Regions from separate parts of the Mus musculus genome. Here region 2 is linked to region 1. Evidence: chromatin contacts called from ENCODE Hi-C or POLR2A ChIA-PET data. All regions are on one chromosome and are shown on one strand. Each heading gives the region's core, a stretch centred on a gene start or an enhancer-like site at or near the end of the contact. The rest is flanking DNA. Distances are from core to core; before and after follow the strand shown.

What was found. A loop is a pair of places that touch in the nucleus more often than their neighbours do. ChIA-PET counts read pairs that join two places held with the same protein, here RNA polymerase II (POLR2A).
Region 2: a loop to region 1 is called in a map of regulatory T cell, with 6 times the contacts of the local background. The contact joins the promoter of Zfp667 here to the promoter of Rdh13 in region 1. A Hi-C loop is called at or near these places in 1 of 37 maps with a recorded cell type or tissue (regulatory T cell). POLR2A ChIA-PET finds 5 or more read pairs at or near these places in 1 of 5 experiments (embryonic stem cell).

Annotation. Positions count from the first base shown.
Region 1 is chr7:4,442,912-4,450,637 of GRCm38, forward strand. It overlaps Rdh13 (retinol dehydrogenase 13 (all-trans and 9-cis)), which reads right to left and starts at 2,746. Exons shown (of 7, transcript NM_175372.4): 1 at 2,536-2,746; 2 at 1,292-1,410. The coding sequence starts at 2,600.
Region 2 is chr7:6,282,257-6,289,982 of GRCm38, forward strand. Zfp667 (zinc finger protein 667) reads left to right here and starts at 4,324. Exons shown (of 5, transcript NM_001024928.2): 1 at 4,324-4,398; 2 at 7,102-7,181. The coding sequence starts at 7,149.

The sequences.
Region 1 (7,726 bases), core at 1,496-3,995:
GGAGGCTGAGGCAAGAGGATTGCAAGTTCAAGGCCTGCCTAGGTTACAAAGTATGTTCAAGACCTGCCTGGGCAACTTGGTAAGAACCTGTCTCAAAAAAGTCAAAACAGGGCTGAGGAGGTACTTCAGCAGCAGAGCACCTGCCTCGAATCCCCCAGTGAAGAACTGAGGGTGTGGCTCAGTGGTAGAGTCCACAATCCCCACATGAGAAGCTGGGGCATGGCTCAGTGGTAGACCACCTGCCTAGAATCCCCCAGTGAGGGGCTGGGGTGTGGCTCAGTAGTAAACCACCTGCCTAGCAAACAAGACACCGTGGGTTCAATCCTCAAAACACACACACACAAAATAGCAAATGTCCACCCACTAATCAATACATAAACCAACTGCAGTCTATCCAGGCCATAGCATACTCTTCAGCCATAACTGTAGTAATGTACTGACATATGACAAGGTGAATGGACCTGGAAACTCTACACTCAGTGAGTCAGACATTCATACATGCATTCATTTATATGCAATGTCCAGAATAGGTAAATCCACAAAGAGAAAGGATGCAGGTTTCCTGGAGCTAGGAGATTTGGGGGAAGAGGAGCTGTTATGAAAATATTCTAAAGGCGTGTGGGAAGACGAAAACATTCGAAGGACGTATGGAAATATGCTACTGTTGTTCTGAGAAATGCCACCAGAGGCTATCCTCTGTCCTCCACAAGGATGTGCACGCATATGCACATGTGTACCCACCTCCCCCCTATACACACAAAGCAAACATATCAAGATATGCAAATACTGAGGCTGGCAATTGGCTCAACAGGCCACAGCACTTACTGCTAAGTCTGAGGACCAGGGTTCAATGTCAGGACCTACAGAGCAGAAGGAGAAAACCAGCTTCCATGGTTGTCTACACAGATGGCAAACTCAGACCCACTCCAGCCCAACATACACACACTACATAATAAAAACAGGTTTGGTTTTGGATAGTTTTGAGAATGTGAATTATGTAGCTGTTGGGGTGTGTGTGTGTGTGTGTGTGTGTGTGTGGTGTCTGCCTTTATTCACTTAGCACAACATCCTGTAGAATCATCACACAGAAGCATGTCTGAATTCCTTTCCTTTTGAAAGCATAGTAATATTCCACTGTATGGATGAGCCGTATTCTGTTTATTTGTCTGCAAATTGACACCTGGAATGCTTCTGCCTTCGAGGTATTATAAACAAGGCTGCCATACACAACATTGTGCACACAACAGTGTGCACATAACTCTTCAAACCCCAGAGCAGGGGCTGCTCTTACCTCTTTTAGCCAGCTCCAAAGCAGTTTGTTTCCCGATGCCTGTGTTGGCTCCTGTCACGATAACAGTCTTCCCAGGTATGGTGGCCTTGCTGGGACAAGCCCCACCAGCGACATAGTCCCTGAAGGTGAGAAACAGCACAGTGAGTTCTGTCTGCCTCGTGCCTGCCTCAAGATTTATGAGCTGGGGCAAAGCACTCGTAAGCTCACATCCATCACCAAAGCACCCAAACACACGGGAGTCCTCGTCATGGCCTCAGAAAAGGATTATACGTTGGAACATCTCCAAGAGGTAACAATCATTTATTCATACTTTTATAAAAACAAAAGACAATAGCCAGAAGTGGTGGTACACACTTGCAAGCCCAGTACTCAGGAGGCAATGGCAGGAATACCAGGAATTTAAGGTCATCATCCTCGACTACAGAGCAAGCTCAAGGCCAGCCTAGGCTACATGCTGCCTTGTCTATAGATGGATGGATGGATAGACAGACAGACAGACAGAATGCATGACGTTGGAAGGAGCATGTGTCAGAAGGGGTCCATGGAAGTTGGAGAACAATGATTGGGAAGCGGGTGTGTATACATCAAGAAGCTGGAGAGATGTCTCAGCAGTAAGAGCACTGCTGCTCTTACAGAGGACCCAGGATCAGCTCCCAGCACCCCACACGGTGACTCACAATAACTCCAGTTCCACGGGATCTAACATCTTCTTTTAACCTCCGAAAGCATAGCATATGCATACATGCGGGGGGGGGGGGGGCGGGGAGGGAAACACCTCATGTAAGCTGTTAGCGGTGACAGACACGCATGTCCTTGGTCCCAGCACTCAGGAGGCAGAGGCAGATCTCTCGTGAATTCAAAATCAGCCTGGTCAATATAACGAGTTCCAGGCCAGCCAAGGCTTCATGGTGAGACCCAGTCTGAAAAACGCAAGGAAGGAAAGAAGGACGGGGGAGGAGAGGAAAGGGAAGAAAGGAAGGAAGGGGAGGCAAACAGGCTGGGCAAAGAGGAAAGGGTAGAGAAGGAGTGGTCCAGAGATAAAATGAGCACAAGATCCATGCTCCACCCCTTCTCCCTAGGTGACCTTGAAGAGGTGACCCGCCCTCCTCTCCCGGAAAAGCCATACTAGTGAGCGGGAAGAATTCGTCCGAGGACTTAGGACAAGGGATACTTCTCTGGCCTTGTTTGGCATTCCCCTGTCGCAAACCTACCACCAAGCGCGCAGAGAAGACGCGCAGACTCACTTGAGCAGCACGGTGCCGCCGATCACCGTGCCCACTACGGACACCGGCAGCAGAAAGCGGCTCATCCCAGGCTGGGGAAAAGGGTGTCCGTGGGTCTGCACTCCAGGCCACTCCGCGGACGAACGCGCTGCCCAGGAACCCACGTGCGCTCGAGTAGCGTGAACGTGGAATCACACAGCCACCAGAACCCGGCTATGGGGAGTGACCAGATGTGGAGGCGGGGCTTTAGGAAGTAGGCCCATGGCGCACTTAATGCTGGGAAACGTAGTTTCTGGAGATGGAATGCGGCCGAGGTTGACAGGCGTGTCAGCTACCAGATCAAATGTCATCACACTCAACCAATCCAAGGGCGTCCTGAAGTTCGGGAAGAAAAAGAGAGAGAGAGAGAGAGAGAGAGAGAAAGAGGGGGGGAGGGAGGGAGGGAGGGAGGGAGGGAGGGAGGAAGGAAGGAAGGAAGGAAGGAAGGAAGGAAGGAAGGAAGGAAAGAAGGAAGGAAAGAAGGAAGAAATAAAAAAAATAGTAGCTGGGTGGTAGTGGTGCTCGCGTTTAATCCCAGCATTACGGAGACAGGAGCAGGCAAACCCATAAGTTTGTGGCCAGCCTGTTCTACAGAGGGAGTTCTAGGAAGCCAGATCCATGCAGAAGAATACTATCTGGGAGGAAGAAAATAAATAAAGTAGATAGATAGATAGTTTGGTACCAAGCATTTCCATTTCCAGACATCGAGACCCTGTAGAATGAACCATGGTTTTTCTCCTCTAAATAATAGTTAATGGTAGCACTTTCTGTGTAGGCCTTGTGAAGGAGGGAAGAAGGCTGGGACCTGGACCCCTGGGTCTGAGGGAGGAGGGTGAAGTATAGATTCCTGAGTCTGAGGGAGAAGGGTAGGATTTGGACTCTTGTGTTTAAGAGTGGAAGTCTGGGGTGTGGGCTTTGGATCTGAGGGAGGAAACTGAGACCTGGACCATTGGATTTGAAGGAAAAGAAGGATACTGGCTTTAAAACAACAGTGAGATGGTGCATGGGGTAGAGACACTTGTCATACAAGCTTTGCAACTTGTGTTTGATTCCTAGAACATGGTGGAAAGATAAAATCAACTCCCAAAAGTTGTCCTCTGACCTTCCACCACGGCATGTATGTGTCCACACACTTATACACCAAAAGGAAAGAATAATATATTTAAAACATACTAAAGTGTTAGTGTCTAGAAGCAGGAGAGGAGGAAAGGAAGACAGACAGACAAACAGACGAACGGACAGAAGGAAGGAAGGAAGGAAGGAAGGAAGGAAGGAAGGAAGGAAGGAAGGAAGGAAGGAAAAGAAAGGAAGTTAGGAAAAAGGCTATAGACAGTGGACAAATACATCCTGTCACTAGAAAATGTCAGCACACTTGACACCTGTTTGTCTTCATGAAGGTGACAAGGAGATAAATATTTTTCAATTATCAGATTGGCAACATTATAATAAATATTCAGTGTTGGCAAGGATCAGGGGAAACTCCCTGTTGGTGGGAGTCAATTATCTGGTGTTCCTGAAAGTCTAGTCAGACACCTGTCACAGGATGATCCGTGTATACTATTGACCCAGACATTCCCTTTGTAAGAAGTTATACTTAGGAAATGATTGGTCATTCCAAAAGAAAAAAAGAACAACTGGCCTTAGTGTGCACTTGTGAGTGCTCACTCACAACTTCTTGCAACTTACTTAACACCTCTTGTGTTCCAAGCACAGCTACTGAATTCAATCCTTACCACACAGTTTCCCTGACAGTAACAGTAAAGGCTGATTCTCCTGGGACTGGAAAGGTAGGTCAGTGGCACTTGCTGCTGCTGCAGAGGACCCCAGCACCCAACAACCATGTCTAACTCCAGTTTCAGGGATTCAGACGCCCTCTTCTGGCCTTCCCAGGCACTGCACAAAAATGGCTCAGAGACAACTCAAGCAGGTACAACATTCACACATAAGATAAATAAATAACTTTTCATTTAAAAAGAGTGTTTTTCAAATGTCTGAGAGCCTTCATCTACCACAAATGTGAGGAGGTGTCCTAGTTAGGGTTACTATTGCTATGATAAAACACCATGACCAAAAGCGAGTTGGGGAGGAAGAGGATAATTAGAAAGGATTACAGGCTGTGATCCAGCTAGTCCAACAATGGCTGTCTACCAATGACCAAAGAATTCAGTAGTTGTTCAGTCCAAGAGGCTGGTCTTCAGTGTGTACCAGAATCCTGAAGAATGACACTCCAATGACAGTGAAACAATGGACTTGGAAAGACCGTGGTTGGAAAATTGGCACCTGGAGTTGGGTGTTGCTGTGACAGACCTGACCATGTGTTTCAGGGAGGATTGTGAAAGAACCTTGGAACTCTGGGCCTTTGAGTGTTGAGAGCTTAGTGGGCTGCTCTGTGGAAGCTTAGAAGATAAGAATGTTGAGAGCACACCAGCCAGCAGCACTCCTTCACGGCCTCTGCATCAGCTCCTCCCTCCCGGTTCCTGCCCCGTTTGAGTTCCTGTCTTGACTTCCTATGATGATGAACATGATATGGACATGTAAGTCAATAAATCCTTTCTTCTTCAACTTGCTTTGATCATGGTGTTTCATCTGACTAAAATGGTAAGAAGAAGACAAGCAGAAAAACCACAGTGGGTGCTACATTTTTTGTTTTGTTTGTTTGTTTGGAAACAGGGCCTCTTGTAGTCTAGGCTGGTCTCTAACTCACTATGTAGTTGAGGACAACCTTGAGTGCATTCAGCCTAAAATCATCTACTCCTAGAACAGACTCCTACTGAGAATGCTCTTAGTCCTCTCAACTGCCCTGGGATTGCAGCCACTCCTCCACAGAAGCAGGAAGCAGACACAGACGATGCACAAACAAACCACTGCATCTATGTTGCAATAAAGCTTTATGTGGAAAACAAGCAGAGAGACAGTTTGCCAGCCCCTACCATGCAATTTGGAAAAAAAGAAAATGTCAAGAAGGCATTTGTTACAAGAACCTGTTCCATAGTGAGTTCCAGAACATGGGCTGCCTAGAACGCGGTTATTACAAAGAGGAAGATGCAAGCAAAGTTCTGCTTTTGAAGACCTCCTGTCCAATTCCGAGACACACCCAAGGTGGGTGGAATGTCTCTGTGCACTTCAGGTTGACTCTGCACCCTTTGCCAAGATTGATATTGTCAAGAAAAAAAAAAAATGGTGCACACTGGGTGCTGTCCCAGGTGCTGAGAGTAGTCCTCCATAGGGTCCTCTGATTTCCCAGGGCAGAAGTTTCAAGACATCCAGAAAAGGTCTCTCTCAGTCCCTCCTCCCCTCCCTCACTTCCTCCCTACCTTTCTCTCTCTCTCTCTCTCTCTCTCTCTCTCTCTCTCTCTCTCTCTCTCTCTCTCTCTCCCTCCCTCCCTCCCTCCCTCCCTTCTTTCCTTTCTTCCTCCCTCCACCTCCAACCCTTGTTTTTGAAAGTGTGGCTCAGACTCCCTGTGTAGCTGAGGATGACCCTGAACTCCCAATTCTCCTGCCTCCACCCCACTCTACCCACCACATTTGGTTTGTACAGTGCTGGGTGATATGTTTTGTAAAACAAGGTATGATGCAGCAGGAGGGGGTGCCTCAGCAGGCCCATGCTGAGGCATCCCCACCCCTTGAGGTACCAGCCATACAATGGGTCTAGTATAAAATAGAGTTTATTTGGGGGCATGAGAAGGGGAGTTGAGAAAGGAGTAGAGACAGATAAAAAGAGCAGAGAGGAAAGAGAGAGGGAGGAGGAGGAGGAAGAGGAGGAGGAGGAGAGAAGGAGGGGGAGGGGGAAGGGAAGGGGAAGGGAGAGGCTGACCAAGAACACATGTCGAGAGAATGGGGGAAGGGGTCAGGGGGAGAGATCAGAAGTAGGAGTCAGAGCTCCAGAAAGCCCAGTCTTTTTATAGGAAGCCAGGCTCTCATACCTGACTGTTGCTAGGTAACTGCTGGGTGGAGCCTAGAAGAAACGTTAACATGCTAACACTGTGGTTCCTGACTGAGCATTCTAAGTGCTAGGAAAACTTACCTATTTAACACAGTACTGGGAATCAAACCCATGGCTTTGTTCATGAATGGTAGACAAGCAATCTACCAACTGAGCTAGATCCTCAGCTCCCAGAGAGGCCCTTGTTTGAAGCTACTGGATAATGAAGTCATTTGTTACATGGCCACAGCTGGTAAAACACATATTCTGTTTATCAGTACATCTTGTTAGAATAAACCTTGAGCAAACTCTGTCAGACCCAGACAAAGGTCCTATGTTGAAACTCCAACCCCTTTCCCATCACTGAGTTGCCAAACTCAGTCTCCCACTATGATCCACATCCTGATAGCTGGGGCAAGGCGGCTTCTAAACATAAAATAGCCTTGTCTGGACAAACAATTCCAGGAGGAATTGCAGACTTAGCATTTGGCTACCTGAAGCTGTGTTAACGTCCCATGTTCCAAACCTCCCATATAAACTCCAAGTATCCCTTCCCTTTTTTGGCAGACCCCTTTTCTGATGTATCAGCCCCTGACTGTTAGAAATAAACAGTCCAGTCTGTCGAGGCCAGTACCCTGTCTCTTTAAGCTGCCTCGTAAATCTAACATACCACACACCAAGCACTCCACTCATGTTCCAATAACCCAGAGAAGAGAAGAGAGGCGAGAGATGGAGGAACCAAGGCTGGGTGAGAAAGGAGGACTGGGGATGGAAAGAAGAAAGACAAAAAAAAAAAAAAAGGAGAGTTGGTGATGTTGCCTGCCAGGACCACAGAGCCTGGGCAAAGATAGGCTGGAGGCAACCCTGGAGAGGGCAGAGGAGGCCTGGGCAGGGAGGCAGGACACACCGCTGGCCAGGAAGGGTGCTTCCAAATGTGAGAAGAACTAGGCAAGAAGCAGAAGGCAGAGATGCATCTAAAGTGGGGAGGAGGTGGCAGCTTGATTTTGGGGTGACATTGCATAGATGGAAGAGATGAGTCTGCAGTCCTCAAAAAAAGGACCTAGATTATGACTTTAAGGCCAGGTTGCAAAGCTTGTCTGTGGCTTGGAGGGTATTGGGGAGCCACAGAGAAATGAAAGGTCATGAGCAAGGTGACTGTTTTCATGACTGGGGAGGTGTTTGTTTGCTCACTTTGCTTTTTGTTTTCATGTCTCTCTCTCTCTCTCTCTCTCTCTCTCTCTGTGTGTGTGT
Region 2 (7,726 bases), core at 3,074-5,573, 1.8 Mb after region 1:
CTGGGACTCCCCATAATTTCTGGTAACACCTTTTCCTGCCTCCTCCCCTTTCTCGTTTTTGTTGTTGTTTGTTTGTTTGTTTGTTTGTTTTGTTTTTTGATACAGAGTTTCTCTGTGTATTTGTTGTCCTGGAACTCACTCTGTAGACCAGGCTGGTCTCGAACTCAGAAATCCGCCTGCCTCTGCCTCCCAAGTGCTGGGATTAAAGGCATGCGCCACCACTGCTCAGCTCCTTTTTCTTTTTTCTTTTTTTTTTTTTTTGTTTGTTTTAAAGACAGGGTTTACCTATGTAACCCTGGCTGTCCTCACTGTGTAGACCAGGCTGCCCTTAAACTCTCAGAGATCCACCTGCCTCTGCCTCCTGAGTGGTGAGACTAAAGGCAAGTGCCACCACTATTATTTCCTGTCTTTTAATACTTTCATTGGCAGAGAAAATGGGCCCATATTCCTGCACCTCTATTAAACAGTGGATACGGAGAATCAGGAGTTGAGAGCCATTGTTGACTATATAGTGAGTTTCAAGCCAACCTGGAATACATGAAATTTTGTCTCAAAACAAAAAACAAGAGGATAGCTCAGCAGTTAAGAACAGGGCTCCTTTTGCAAAAGACAACAGCTCACAACTGTCAGTGACTCCAGTTACAGGGGACTTGCCACCCTCTTCTGGTCTCTGCTGGTACTGCATACATATGGCATACTTCCTGAAGGCAAATCACACATATAAAATAAAAACATCTTAAAAAAAAAAAAAAAGTAAGGTTCAAGGCTAGATACCGGTTATATGCACTGCTTTATCCTTGGCAACCACACTAACTTGGCTCCTAATAAGTTACAGTTCAGACCAGAGGAACAAGAATGCTCATCAGAGTGGGCAGTGACCCAGCTTGCCTCAAGCTGAGTCGGATTTTGGACTTCCTGTCCAATTTGGAGGAGAAAAGAAACCTGAGTACTCCATATTGTTGCATTCTGCTCACTTACTTTTTTATTTTTTAAAAGATTTATTTTTTTTATGTATATGAGTACACTATACCTGTCTTTAGACACACCAGAAGAGGGCAGATGGTTGTGAGCCACCATGTGGTTGCTGGGAATTGAACTCAGGATCTCTGGAAGAACAGCCAGTATTCTAACCACTGAGATATCTCTCCAGCTCCTGTTGATTTACTATAAAGCAGACAGCCAGACACAACGTGAGGGTTTGCACATACATATTGTTGCACAAATGCCGCCCCCCTCCCCCCGTCCTATACCCTCACTCCCACTCCAATCACTCCACACTCCAATCCTCACACGTCGCCGGTGCTCTTAGGAAGGTCATGAGAATCCTTGTGGGAATCAGCCTTTTTAGTTGACCTTGGAACTCTGGCTTGGGGGGGAAAAGCAGATTAAACACAGGGTCTGCTGTCCTCACATCTGACGCGAGGCGGCAGTCTCGTCATTTCCGTCTCCAGATCGCCACAGAATGCAAAACTACAACTCCCACAATCCCTCGCGCCTAGCCCTTTCTTCGCCTCCCTCTTTCCTAACACAATGCTAACACCCTAAGAATATCTGCAAGGCGTTTTCAGTCTTCCAAACCATTCCTTGGTTCAGACGTTTCTGCTAACAAACTCCGTTTTATTGACAAGCGCGCCTCCCACCTCTCTGCTTCCTTGACACTACAATACCCAGAAGTCTCTGCACCACTTCAAGCCTACAATTTGTAGCCTTGGAGACAGAGAAACGCTAGACCGCTGGTTAGGTTAGGGGGAGAAAGACTGCTTCTAGAGAGAGCAGGATTCCGACTGGTGGAGAGGCCTATTTGTTCGCTTCCTTTTTCTTTTTCTTCTTTCTTTCTTCACTTCATTTTAATTCTTTTTTATGTTAGTATACAAGTTCTAAGTTTTTTTTTAATTACTTTATGTATACGAGTACACACTGTAGCTGTACAGATGGTTGTGAGCCTATATTTGGTTGTTGAGAATTGAATTTAGGACTTCTGCTCACTCCGGCTCGCTCTCGCCCAAAGATTTATTTATTATAAATAAGTACACTGTAGCTGTCTTCAGACACACCAGAAAAATGCATCAGATCTCATTACGGGTGGTTGTGAGCCACCATGTGGTTGCTGGACTTTGCTTTGGAAGAGCAGTCCATGCTCTTACTCACTAAGCTATCTCATCAGCCTAAATTCTAAGTTTCTTTTTGGCCTTTTTTCATGCAATTTTTTTTCATGGTGTTGTTACTCTTTACTCCGTGGCTGGTCTTCTCAACAAACCCCTTCCCCAACCTTGTATCCTTCCACCCCCAGTAGGCAAAAGGACACATTTCAGGGTGGCATAAGTGTATTGAGGCGGGGCCTCTTCTTATTTCCTCTGGGTCAACTGGACAGTTGCAAGTATGACAGGAGAGGCTAGTCTGAGCATGCAAGGCGTGCACGTTCCTGAGGTCCAAAGAGGTCTCCTGGGTGTTAAGTTTCAAGCCCCAGACAAAAGTGCCTACTTAAGATATTAAAGGGGACCTGGCCACCAGGTTCTACCTGCCTTTCTCAGTTTGTACCTATTACAGGGCCCTCCTGGCAGGCATACTCTGCCCTCTACCCTAAACTTCTCCAGCCCAGGGGCTGGGCCACCCTTCCCCCAGCTCTCCTTCCCTATGCAATCCAATCATTTTGGTTACCTGGTCCTTTCACCTACTCTCTTTAGCCTCCTGGCCTCTTGGTCTAGCCCTCTTCTCTCCCCTCCTCCCTCTCCTCATATTGCTTAGGGTCATGTTCACTTTGGACTCTCTCAGACATCCGTGCCTCTGACTATGTGTCCCTTTATCTACAATAAACCTTCTCATCTACCATACCTAGGAACAGTCATGTTCTTCCCTTTTTATTTTATTTTAGTTTTCATTCACTGGGAAATGAATGCAACCTTTAGTCTCACCCTTTCTGGTCTCCAAGATAACGAATTCCCTGCCTCTTTTGGTAGTAACATCATAGTTTCTCCTGGATAGATGGAGGTTTTGAAAGACTTGTGAGAATCTGAGTCACACTTCTTCTTTGGAGCCTCCCACCCTGTACCCCCATTCTTGGACTGGGGCTCTCTCAGTCTCTTGGTTTCCCCTTTAGAGAAATGATGTGTAGAACTTAACCTCTGTGCTTCCCTCCTACTTCCTATTTCTGGGGCCTCAGGTAAGGTCCAATGTGCTTGGAACCTCAGTTTTCCCATCGGTGAAATGAAATGCTGTGTTTGCTCAGTAGTGCCGTTGTTTCCCACATGACCATTCAGATGTCACAGTTGACGCTCATCACTGTCTTGACTGAAGATCTAAATGAGTCACTTCCCTTTCTCTAGGCACTTATATTTATACGCAGGTTGGGTATACTGAATTGTGCAGCTGACAGCATTTCACTTGTGCACACACCAATGACTGTGTTCTTGCTAAGGGATGCCATAACAGGGTCTGGTGTCTAGTCTACCCTTATCCTGGTGATTGCTGTGCGACCCGAGAGTCATTCCTTGTCCTTCACTGAGCCTAGGGTTTCCTCAAGTATTACCCCTATTCTCTTTCTACTTGGTGAGATGTAAAGTGACTCCGGAAGTGGCTTGAATGGAGTTATAATTTGATAAGGTAGGACCAGAAATCATTAGGGTTGCTCAAGAGGTTTAGGGCAGGCCTTTCCCCTTTACGTGAGATTTATACTGAGTTCCTAGAAAATTTCAGGTTTATAGTTTGGGAGGGAGTACGGCCTTATAAGTGTTGAATTGTGCTGTGGAGAGTCTTCAATCAGACTCCAAGGTGGAACGCTCCTCTTCTCACGTGCCCATCGTTTCCCCCATGGCTTTCTAAACAGCCACAGAAGAAACTCTGTCCTCTCCTCTGAGGGTCACAAGGTCTCCAGACAGGCGACAACGAGGATGGAAACACCCTTTTGGGCGTGGATATCCTTAGTCTCTTGCCAAAGCCTGAGGTTGGCGGTACAAGCTCGCGGTTGCGCACGGCGTAAGGCGCGTGGAAGCCCAGTGAGTCCGAGGTGTGGAACGCTAGGAGAAGCATCCCGGAAAGGACGCATGCTGAATGGACTCTAACGGGAGCTTGGCCGAACCCCTTAGAAAAGCGCTTAGCGTAGGAGGGCGCACACGGGTCGGCAGAATAGCCAACCAAATTATTGAGGGCGTGGCCTCGCGCTGTCTCCGGGGTTCTGCGACTGCAGCGTCTAGTTGCGTGTCAGGGGGCGTGGCTCCGCGCTCCGGGGGAAGCCCTGGGGGCGGGGCCGCACTGGCCTGCGTCCTTCTGGAGGGGCGGGGGGACCGGGGAGAGGCCCTGAAGGGATCCCTGGGGGTCTGGGAGGCGAGTGCGCAGGCGCGGGAGCTCTGTTGCTAGCAGTTCTGTGGCAGCTGTGAGACGGAGGACGCAGCAGGGAGACAGGTGAGGGGGTCTGGTGACTGCGAGCCTTCCTTCAGTGGGAATGATTGATAGCGTGTGTGTGTGTGTGTGTGTGTGTGTGTGTGTGTGTGTGTGTGTGTGTGTGTGACAGAGAGACAGAGAGAGACAGAGACCTGTTTGCGTGGGTCGCTCTGGTGATCTGAGTTGATTCGGGTGCACGCCTGAAGCTTCGTGTATGCTTGGCGTATATTGTTTGTTGTGGGGTGAACACAGTATGAGAATCCTTCAGGAGACTCCACGTGTGTATATGTGTGTGCGCGAGAGAAGAGAAGTGGAAGGGGGGCGCGGGAGAAGGGAAGTGGGAGGGGGGAAGGGAGAGGGAGAGACCGACTAGGCCTGTGAGCCCCAAGAAACAGGTGCGAATACCACCAACTGCGTGATGTGACCAGTGTGCCCTGTGTAAAGGAAGACACTACAAGGGGCCGCTAGTGGATGTAGGAACAGAGTTCTGAGCATCTCGGTTGTACTTGTGTGTGAGTGTGATAGACTGATGGAGCTGTTTATCATAGTCTGAGGGCACTCGGCCTGTGGGGCCCAGGGACAGGTGACTGTACAGGTCCTAGTGGGAAAGGAGGCCACCGCAGGCTAGAGGGGCCCAAGGGTGTGGGCACACAGTTCTGAGTATCTCTATGTCACTAGCTGTGCTGGTGTGAGAGTGTTGGCGGGTGTGTTTGTGTGTGTGTGAGAGAGAGAGGCTGATGAAGTTATTTATCAAAGTCTAGAGATACAGTGAGCCATCAGATGACAATGGCTTTGTGAGTGTGTGCCAGTGTGTGATTGATCGTGCCTCATCTCATTTGTTACCGTGGCAACGGGCTCCTCTAGAGGAGGAGATGTGATGGCCTAGTCTGGGAAACTGAACCTGTTAAGGATGAGACTTTTCCTTCTGTACAAAGGGATAAATGGCGCTCATCAGAGTGTTGATGGAAAGGCTAAACGGACTGTGAAATAATACAGGTGAAATGCCTTGTACAATGCCTGGGACATACTGAGTGCGGTGTAGAGTCTGGCCTTTGTTGTAGTGCTGACGGTGGAGGTTTGCTGTTGTGTTGTTGGCCTGTGTACAGGTAGGGTTGTAGTGGTGAATTCCAAAGGAGTTTTAGTGTCTACATTTGGAATTTGGCCGTCTTTCACCTCTAGCAGAGGTTCTGGATTGAGCAGTGGTGCACACACCCTCCAGACTCCTTTTATCCCTAGGCAAGCAACCTGGCTTCTTGGTGTCTGCCCAAGAATGGTCCTGCGGGAAAGTTGCATCCTACCCTGACCTGTGGAACCTGTTGGGTGTCTTCCTTATCAAGGTAGCTTGAAGGCTTCAGTAGAGGAGTGGTGGGGAGTGGGAAGGGCCTCAGGCCAGACACCTTTAATGCTAGCACACAGTAGCCCATGGGAGACAGAGGAAGGTGAGTCTCTGTGAAGTCAAGTCTAGCCTGGTTTACAAATAGATTTCCACGACAGGGCTACACAGGCACTGCTCTTAAATTCAGAATGGAGACTCCTGTGGACACATGGGTAAAGAGGTTTCCTTAGTCCCTACTGGCTGCACTTTGTCCACATTTTTTTGGAGATAGCTGCCTAATGACTGACTCTAGTACACCATTTGCTTTCTCCACAGTCACCAAAGCCATTTTTATGCCGTGTAGCCACCTCCAAATTTTGTTAAGTAGAAAGTCTGATTAGTCTCTCTCCTGCTCAGTTCCTCTCACCTTTCCCCCAGTTATATCTTATCACAGAAACTGCTCACTGTCACCTTCCTGATCTGGTTCCACAAGCCTTCCTCACCTCACTCTGTCTTAGCACACAGCCATTTTTTTTCTTTTGCCAGAGGGTGGGGGTGGGAGGGGGAGATGGGGGGTAGTGGGGTAGGATGTCCAAGTGTGAGGGAGGTTTCTCTGTATAGTCCTAGCTGGGATTAAGGGCACGTTCCACCCCCATCCCAACCCCTCCCACTTCTGGCTACACACAGCCTTCTTATATCTCTCTACACATCAAGTCCGGGCTTCATTAGCACAGGGCCTTGGCTGTACCTGGAAAAGTGTCTTCCCTGTACCCTGTGGCTCACATTCAGATGTCAGCTTATGGCTACCTTCTTAGAGAGGTAACCGTAACTCCTGCACCCCTCTCTGGTCCGCTATACGGCCCTTGTTTTACCTCTTAGGGTATGCATGTGCCCCCCATGCCCAGTTTATGTTATGTTGGATGTGGAAACCTGGGGCTTAGTGCATGCCAGGCCATCTCACTCTGTCAACTGAGCTACATGCCCGGCTCAGCACGTGCTTCTTGTCACTCAGCTTCTCTGGGTTTGTAGCTCTGGGAGGAGTGAAGGAAATAGTAAGGATTCCTGCTCTTGACCCCAAATCACTACGTGCCCTGTGGATTGGTTCAGGTGCCTTGTCCCCACCGGAACAAACAGTGCCTGGGAACAGCAACTTTCCTGCTTTGACTCTCATTACGGTACCTGTCACCTGCAGTCACCTGCCATAAGATGGGTGGCCAGGTAGGTGTCTGTACTCTCTTCCTTAGTGTCCTGGCCAGGAGCTCATAGGAACAGACAATGTTGTGTGATTCTCTTCTTGCCCCTTCCTGACTCTAATGATGGGGGGGGGGGGCTTATTTCAGGCACCTTGGCCTGGCACAGGTGACTGGGGACATCAGGGCCACTGAGCTTCCTCATCTCTTTTCTGCTAGCACTCTGCCTCAGTCTGAATGTGGACCATCAGCAGCGGGAGGAAAGGATGCCTGCAGTCCGCGGGAAATCAAAATCCAAGGTAAGTGGTGACTGTAACCCTGGCTCATTCTGGTCCCGCACAGTCACCCCCTCCCCCCCCCGCCCCCCCCCTGCCCCCCCCGCCCCCCCCCCCCGCAACCATTTTCATGGGAGTAATACCAATAGCCAACCCAGAGCGAGGCCTAGGTACTCTATATAAGTTTTCCTGGAGCTAAGGAAGATGGCAGTGGCTCATCAGATAAAGGCACCACCACCAAGCCTGGCCACTTGAGGTTGGTTCTCAAGACTTACATTGTGGTAGGAGAGAATGTCAAACTGTCTCCTGACATCCATCTCGCACCATGGCACATCCCTCTCCACGCACACACACAAATAAGTAGATAAATGTAAAACAAAAAGTCAGAAAAAAAGAAATAAAGGCCAGGTTCAATAATATCCACCTGTAATAATATCCACCTGTAATAAATCCCACTGCCCCTGGAGCTCCAGACTGAGCGAGAGACCCTGGCTCAGAAAACAAGGTGGAGAACAGCTGACCGACCCCGGCTCTCCATCTGCCTGGTATGTGTGCACCCTTACACATGC